2 separate regions of the Homo sapiens genome follow, and region 1 is linked to region 2. A link is an interaction called in ENCODE POLR2A ChIA-PET data of the cell type or tissue named here. Cell type or tissue: GM12878. All regions are shown on one strand. Each heading gives the region's core, and the rest is flanking DNA. Links, peaks and the distances in the headings are about the cores only.

Region 1 (4,396 bases), core at 150-4,149, 79 kb after region 2:
TCATTTTTGTCATGAAGTTCAAATAGTATAACATTATTTGCAAGAGGGCTGATTTTTATGCCTCACTATAATGTCATAAGATTCCCCAGCAGCTGGTATTTGTTCATCTATTAAACACACAGAGGAGGCAGAAGGTGTAACCATGTCTTTTTCTCGACTGCCAAGTCCAAATCGGCAGGACTGTCTCTTTAGGTACCTCCGAACTTCACCCTGACTCCTCATTACTTCCAGTAGATATTTCCCAAGCAGCAACCCCTCTTACCCACGTTAAGATAAATTTTATTTTCTTTTTTTGTTTTTGAGACGGAGTTTCACTCTTGTTGCCCAGGCTGGAGTGCAATGGCACAATCTTGGCTCACTGCAACCTCTGCCTCCCAGGTTTAAGTGATTCTCCTGCCTCAGCCTCCCGAGTAGCTGGGATTACAGGCATGCGCCAACATGCCTGGCTAATTTTTTTGTATTTTTAGTAGAGACGGGGTTTCTCCATGTGGTCAGGCTGGTCTCGAACTCCTGACCTAAGGTGATCCGCCCACGTCGGCCTCCCCAAGTGCTGGGATTAGAGGTGTGAGCCACAGCGCCCAGCCAATTTTATTTATTGATGTTCAGTGATCTTTTTGGTTATAACCTCACTTTAAAAATCGAAATGTGCAGTTTATGGTAAAATAGTATTCTAGTAATTTGTTACTAATTTTCTATTGTTTAGGTCACGTGTTCTTTTAAGTAGGTAAAACCATACTTGCTGTAAAAAATTAGAAAAGGTAGTTAAGTAGAAAGAAGTATATACACATTAACATTTTGGTGGATTTCATTCAAGAAAGATGAGAGAGAAAAAAAGAGAGAGAGGCTGATAGGTAGCTTTTTAAAAAATCTAACAGTTTATGTTAAACATTTTTCCATGTCATTAAATATAAATCAGTGTCACATCTTACTGTATGATATTTCATCATACATTCACACTATGATGGATTTAATCAACCCCCAATTCCTAAACATTCAGGTGATTTTGTTTTTCACTGTTATGAATAACACTACCATGAGCATCTATAAGCACACACTGTGCAAGTGTCTTATCAGTTCCCAAGGATAAAAGCCAGAAGTGGAAATCTTGAGCCAAAGAGGTGAACATAAAATATTAAAAGCAAAAGCTATCCACCGAGAGGCAGAGGTCTGTTTTTGATCAAGCTGCTTGTGGTTGTGCTGGACGCTTGCTGAGCCTGCTGGAATAAGCTTGCCAGTAACCAGTTTTACATCTTAGCTAAAAAGTGATATGTTAATCCTTGGTTTTTCTCCGTTTTTGTTAGGCTTGGGCATTTGGCCGTGCATGAGTTAGGTACCCCCATCAACCCCATCTGCTCAGTGACTGCTCAAAGCCTCCACAAATTGATAGCTGAGGTTTTCTTCTCTTCGATTGTAGCAAGCCATTCTCTCCTCAAAGATGCACTTGATCTCTAATTGATACCCCTTCATTCCTTTTCTAAAACCAGGAATTGGGAAACTATGAAGGTTCAATTTTTTGGGGGGGGATACTGAATTTCCAACCATGCGTTAGTTAAGGATGGCTGGTAGGAAGCCGTAAAACAGGAGAACCTGCCAGAAGAAACACTCACACACTCACACGTAGTTCTAGACTGCTATTGGCCTCTTTGGCACTTAGTTTTAGTTGATCCACTGGATTCGGTTTTATAGCTGTGACTGGGTAAAAGACACTTACACCTTGGTCTTCACTCGTGAAAAGCACCATCACAAGTATAGCTGCATTGTCTGTTAGCACCTGCCCTTCCACGTCTCACTTTGCACTTCTCAGCATCTCTGCATTTGTTTGTGTGCTGGTGGTCACAGAGCATGCAAAAGTATCATATGCATGTATTCCTTCCTCCCTCTCTCCCTCCTTTTCTTTAAACAACAGAAGGCAACACTAATGCACTTTCCCTTGTGGCGTTAAATGTGTCCTAAGCAATGCCTCCCAGAACTCAACCTGAAGAATAATGACCAAAATAGTACTCATTGATACATTCCCCCCAACCCCCACGCCCCAGGACAGCATCAGAGACTTCCAATCCTACATCTTAACCCACTGGCATGGTTTGCTTAGCTGTTAAAAAATTTTGAAGTTTGCCTTTAGGATGGCAGAAACCTACTGTGCACATTTGAAATTCACCTTTCTGGGTTGTTTTTTAAAGCAAAACAAATACCTAATGAAAATATCTCTGCAAATATGCTAATATTTCTACATGTAGCAGACAGTTGTGTTAAAATAAAGGCAGAAATTCAGCACTGTTTGCCACAACAAATGTCTAGTCTTTAGAGCTTAATTCTCTGCTCTGCAGAGGGAGGTTATGACATGGTGGCTGGAATAAAGGGGAGAGGGAGGGATGTGGCATTTAAGTGCATTTCTGTGGATACTTCTAGTGAGAATGCTCTTTTTGAGACTAGAGAAATACTGTAACTGCTAATGTTCCAAATTATTGTTTCTCCTATTAGCCACTTTAAACTTAGAATAACTCAACATTTAAAAGAAAAAATGGCAGGGCGCGATGGCTCATGCCTGTAATCCCAGAATTTTGGGAGGCCCAGACAGGTGGATTACTTGAATCCAGGAGTTTGAGACCAGCCTGGCCAACATGGCAAAAACCCTGTCTCTACCAAAAATACAAAAACTAGGCTGGGCGTGATGGCTCACGCCTGTAATCCCAGCACTTTGGGAGGCCAAGGCAGGCGGATCACGAGGTCAGCAGATCGAGACCAGCCTGGCTAACATGGTGAAACCCCGTCTCCACTAAAAATACAAAAAAAAAAAAAAATTAGCCGGGCTTGGTGGTGGGTGCCTGTAGTCCCAGCTACTCGGGAGGCTGAGGCAGGAGAATGGCATGAACCCAGGAGGCGGAGGTTGCAGTGAGTCAAGACTGCGCCACTACACTCCAGCCTGGGTGGCAGAGTGAGACTCTGTCTCAAAAAAAAAAAAAAAAATACAAAAACTAGCTGGGCATGGTGGTGTGCACCTATGGTCCCAGCTACTTGGGAGGCTGAGGTGGGAAGATTGCTTGAGCCTGGGAGGCAGAGGTTCCAGTTAGCCAAGATCATGCCACTGCTGGATGACAGAGTGAGACTCTGTCTCAAAAAAAAAAAAGAAAAGAAAAAGAGGAAGACAAAAGAAAAAAGGAAATATAACCAAACCAAATGGTAGCCTTTGGGCTCTTGCAACCAACTTAAAGGTAGCCCCAGCCCCACCATGCTTCACCTGTACGCAGAGAGTTCGGAAACATATTTCTAGTTTACCTGTTTATCCATCTTTCCTAAAAGGATGCTGCTGGGGGCAGAGTGGTGGTGGTGGGGAATGAGGCCACATAAATGTGCAGAGTCCACCTTAACTTTCAATGAGGTTTCATTATTTCCTTTTATCTTGTGATACGACCATGGAGAGTCAAAGGAGAGTCTCCAGTTTAAAGATGAAGAGACGGAGGTTCAGGAAAGTAAATGATTGAATTTGAAGCCATGGATAGTTAAGTGGTAAAATCGGGACCTCAACCCATGCCTCTAACTCAATTAACGGGCCTGACCCTGTGCTAGACGCTGAACCAATGGCACATCCTAGTAACATATTGGGCAATAAGGCTTCTTCTGGTATGAGGATAAATAGTGATACATAGGATAGATACCTAAACTTTTTTTCTCCAAGTAGCTCAAATAGACAGAGAACAGAAGGCTATTTTCCCCTGAGGACAGGAAAAAGGGTAAAATGTAAAGCAGCAGCCTATCATGATATGAAAATAAGTGATAATGCTATCTTCTATCTTCATTATCTCTAGATTTCTATTCCTACTACTGCGAATGTGTCCAAGCTGGAGTAGAAAGACAGATACCTTTTAATTCCACTAGAGGGGAATAGAATGACATCAAGAGATACAAGTCAATAGAGTTTTAAAGTTTGTCACCAGCAGAGTAGAGAGGAACCCTGTTGTCATTGCACTTCTGATGAATTTGTGTTTTACAGTGTTCATATCCCTCTCCTTTAAGAAGTCTACTCCAAAGATGTTAAATCAGGCTGAAATTTTTACTCAGTTTCTATGCTACATGCAATTCAAACATTCTGTTCTGGAAAGTGATTTTTCTATCATTCTTTGTTAAGCACACAACATTTGACAGCCAAACCAATGTAATATCATAAAGAACTTAATTGGTATCCGTAAGAGGAAACGTTCTGTACAAACAGAAGTTTCCACAGCAAAGTAGTTCGTGATATAAAACACCATGGGAGACTTTCTTGTGATCTATAGAAAGATGAAGGGTTTGTTCATCAGAAAATTCGTGATCCAGCCCAATGCTGTCCAACAGAATCTTCTGCAATGAGGGAAGTATTTTATCCACACTCTTCAATATAGTAACCATTAGCTTTCTA
Region 2 (4,396 bases), core at 116-4,115:
GATGAGGAAGCAAAACACCTCTGCTCAAGGTGAAAGTGGCAAATGGCAGGAAGCTGCACTAGTGCCAAATGTTAACCACTTCGTTTTCAATTAAGTGCTGAAGACACGACAGCCACCGAGTTCCCTGAATTCCTGAACAAGGACATCTATGGCCCCACTTGGTCGGCCTGATGAACTGGGAAGTGCCACCATCATGTGTACATCATGGCGACAGTCCTAATGGGCAAAGAGGCCTCATCCCTGAAAACAAACTAAAACCAAAATACAACACCATGAGCACCTTGGCCACACGTTCCTGGACCCCATGTAGGGAGCTGTGATTTTGAATTCTCTGAGGCCTCTGTGGTTCTAGCTGCCTATAAAAGCCATGTTACATCAGGCGAGCCATAATCTTTTCAGCAGTGAGGCTTACTCAGCATCTCAAGAGCTGGAGATACTGCTACGTGGACAAAGAACTGACTTGTGGCCTGGGTCAGACTCCCGCTGATCTAGGCTAGCTACTGTTTAGGAGACAGGGTGTAAGCTTCCCTCCACTATGAGGGTCAGGGGTCGTTTCCAGAAAGTGGAGATAAGGTACAAGGTCTCATATCCCTTAGTACTACTCCACAATGTTCCCAAGAGCAAGGTTCTGTCTCTAGCCCCAGGGACAGTGCTTGACACAGAGTAGATGCAGCATCCACCAGTTAGAAATGTCCAGAATTACTGATTTCTGGAACCATAAAATGTATGGGAAAGAAACTGGTCCATCTTCAAGAGCAACCAGATTTGTCACACACGTGAGTTTTACACAACTGCTAGAGGAAGAAAGGGAGGTTCTCGTGGCTCTAAAATGGCCTCTCCCCTGAAGGCCTCCAACCAGCCTCATAAAGATGTTGGCTCAGACACCTTCCTCTGGGCTGTCAAAAAAGTGCAGGTGAAGGGTGGACTCCTCATGGGCCTGATGTTTAGACTTCAAAGTATTCAGAGGAGGGCCTGAGGTTCTTACTCTGGAATCAGGAAGGTGACACATCTTACAGGTGTGTCTGGCAAGTGAGTAGTCTTTAGACTGCATAAGTCAAGGCAATTTTAAGAGGCCAGAGAACCACATAAAGGGACTTGTAGGATTTGAAAAGCCTAGGACTGACGGAAGTGGAGGAGAAGGGAGGGTCTTTCCAAGGAGCACAAGCATGGGCTGAGATGCATTAATGAGCATGGTGGATGAATGGAGAGGAGTCAGAAAAGGGGGTGTCATAGGGAAGGGTGTGTGGGAAGGGACAGGGTATGAGACAGAAGCATCAACTCACACAGGAGGTCTGGGTCCTGCACTAACAAGCTTTGAACACACTCCCTTTTGCTTTTGTTTCCCCATCAACAAACACAATCTTAAACATCTCTCCCAGTTTGAATACCCTATTATTCCATTAACCCAGAGGTCACAAACTTTTTATGTAAAGGACCAGAGGGCATACATTTAGGCTTTGAGGCCCATGCAGTCTCTTTTGCAGGGACTCAACTCTGCCGTGGTAGCAAAGGAACAGCTGTGGACAACACACGAATGAATGAATGTAGTTGTGTTAATAAAAATCTATTTATAGGCACCAGATTTTGGATTTCACCAAATTTTCATGTCTCGCAAATATCCTTCTTTTTTTCAACCACTTAAAAATCCTGAAACCACTCTTTTTTTTTTTTTTGAGACAGAGCCTTACTCTGTCGCCCAGGCTGGAGTGCAGTGGCGTGATCTCGGCTCACTGCAAGCTCCGCCTCCCGGGTTCATGCCATTCTCCTGCCTCAGCCTCCAGCTGGGACTACAGGTGCCTGCCATCATGCCTGGCTAATTTTTTTTTTTTTTGTATTTTTAGTAGAGACGGGGTTTCACCGTGTTAGCCAGGATGGTCTCGATCTCCTGACCTTGCGATCTGCCTGCCTCGGCCTCCCAAAGTGCTGGGATTATAGGCGTGAGCCACCGCACCCAGCCTTGAAACCATTCTTAGCTCATAGACTGTATATACAAAAGCAGGTGGTTGGGTGTGGGTCACAGTTCACTGATCCCTTCGCTATTTAATATGGGTACTGGGGGTGATGAAGTCTATCCTTGCTGTCTTTACGACCACAGGAGACTGAATTTGTTTACTCATCAGTCAACAGGTTTCATCTTCTTGACCAGCATTTCTCAAACTTTAATGGGCTCAGGAATCACCTGGGGACCTTGTTAAAATAATATTCTGACTGGGTCAGAGGCTGGGCTGGGCTCTGAACCTCTGCATTATTAATCAGCTCCCATACTTGGAGGTGCAAGATCTAGAGCTCAAGCTGCTCGCCACTTCCTCTTTCAGGATACCCAGGGAGGTCAGAACCCTTGCGATTTACCGCTCCAGGGACAGGCAATCTTAATTCTCTGTAGGGCATGTTTTTTGGGGAAAACAACAAATAGCATTATGTTTGGTGTCACCCTTATTCTAGGTCCCTTAATTTTATTTTAGGGGGCTTTAATTTCCTCTTAGGTGCTTGAGATAGAGCCATGAAGACTTGTGCCAATGTTTAGCTGCCATGTTCATGCTAGTGCCAGTGGACATCGGCTCTGTCTTCCCTCCTTCCAGTTCCTGTAAATGAAGGGTGGCACCCTTGGTACCTGCTCATCCCCTGTGGGTACCAGGGCCTGGGGACATTTGCAAAGCTGCCTCTAACATTTAATAACAGGCTTGTGTGATATTAACTAATATTTCTTCAACCAGCAACATCCACCCACAAGGCCATCCCTGTAACTACAAGACACAGGGCTTTTATGCTGTTTCAGGAATTCATTAGACAGACAACTAGAATGCACAATCTTTTTTGGTTTCCCAACAAAATTATTTCCTCGAGACAAATTAAACTGAAAGCATGCTGCCAGCACTCTAATATAAATGCATGCACCCTCCCTTACAGACTCATGAGAAATTCTGTACAGTTGCTTTCAGAGGCTGTCTTGCTTCCTTTGGGTCTGCTCAGCTGAATGCCAGGTTAACCTCTGTTGGCAGTGATCTAATGAGTGTTTGAAAATGATTTCTACTACTAACCTGTCTCCTATATCAGTTTAAGACTTTGCTTCTAAGACAAAGCTGAAGGATAAGCCTTAAAATATCTCTTTCAACTGCTGTGCATTTTATAGATTTTTTTCCCCCTTAACATCACACAGTTAAGGAAGTAATTAAGTAAGCTATTTAGGGACAAAAAAGCAGAGAGCATATTGGGGCACATAGATTTTTTTGTTTTGTGTCTAAAAGGTCATCTGAAAGTACTCTGGTTTCCATAGTAACCGTGGCAGGGCTGATCAGATCAACAAATAGCTACAATTTATCTGAGGGTCTCTAGTGAACTGTGTTTTGTGGTTTTATTTTTCCCCCAACTGGAAGAGAGCATTCTGAACTAGATAAAGTCTTCAAAGACAGTGGAGGCTTTGGGAAAATCTAATTCTGATAAAAGAGAAAAATGCTTGCTTGCTCTTTCCACATATAACCTAGCAACAGAGTCTCATCTTTGTTGATTTAAGTACCTTAATTATAGTTTAATTGGATCATATTAATTTGTTAATTAGTAAGAAGGATAATCTCAAAATATTTCTCTTGAATAAGTAAAAACAGATACACATTTGATTTTTCAGGCAATCTGAATCCAGGGTGATACTTCCTGTAGTATCTGGACTTATAATCCTCACAAAACAGCTCATTCAAGATCACCAATTTTCTTTTGGCTTATATCTTCATATAGTTCTGAATGGTCACAAATATAAGAACTGTGAAGACACACATATTTCTCTGCATGAGACTTCAGTCATCCCAATATTACTGGGGGTCTAGTTTGGACAGAAGCCATTGTTAAGCTAGCTTGAGATTATTTTTTTGCTCCATGTGTTAACAAATTTTATTATAGAGTTAGTAGAATATGTATGTACAGATAACTATAAGCCTTAATATATGTACTAGTACACTAACAACTCTAAAGCTATAATAAAGATACAAATTAAAATTGAGCGAAGTGTTATAGACACATTTCCAAATAACAGCACTAATTTATGGGACAGAAGATGATGTTTAAGTGAAACCAAATCAATAGTGGTGGTGTTAATAGTGGGGATTTTAAATTCAAGCCCAGTTCTGAACTTAACCTATTCCTGTTTTTTTTTTTTTTTTAACTTTGCTGAGATTATAAATGTAGAAAAAGGTTTTATAGTCAGGCACTACACAATGACATTTTGGTCAACGATGGACTGCATAAATGATGGTGGTCCCATAAGATTATCATGGAGATGAAAATTTCCTATTACCCAGTGATGTCTACATCACAGACACTAACATTGCTGCACAACACATTACATGTTTGTGGTGATGCTGGTGTAAACAAAGGTACTGTACTGCCAGTCACACAAAAATACAGC

The links. ChIA-PET counts read pairs that join two places held together with the same protein. Peaks named below come from ENCODE experiments on the same cell type or tissue, not always from the same donor. Only the 100,000 strongest peaks of a DNase experiment are listed, where the experiment ranks them.
Region 1: POLR2A ChIA-PET joins it to region 2 with 7 read pairs; 2 of 35 experiments call an interaction of 5 or more read pairs at or near these places.

The regions. Positions count from the first base shown.
Region 1 is chr17:66,624,934-66,629,329 of GRCh38, reverse strand. All of the region lies in intron 3 of PRKCA (protein kinase C alpha), which reads right to left. Among named protein-coding and RNA genes, the nearest start is that of MIR634, 160 kb to the left of the region's middle. In GM12878, for the core only: no CTCF peak of the experiment used is centred there; no DNase peak of the experiment used is centred there.
Region 2 is chr17:66,703,915-66,708,310 of GRCh38, reverse strand. All of the region lies in intron 8 of PRKCA (protein kinase C alpha), which reads right to left. Among named protein-coding and RNA genes, the nearest start is that of MIR634, 81 kb to the left of the region's middle. In GM12878, for the core only: no CTCF peak of the experiment used is centred there; a DNase peak (open chromatin) is centred at 2,110.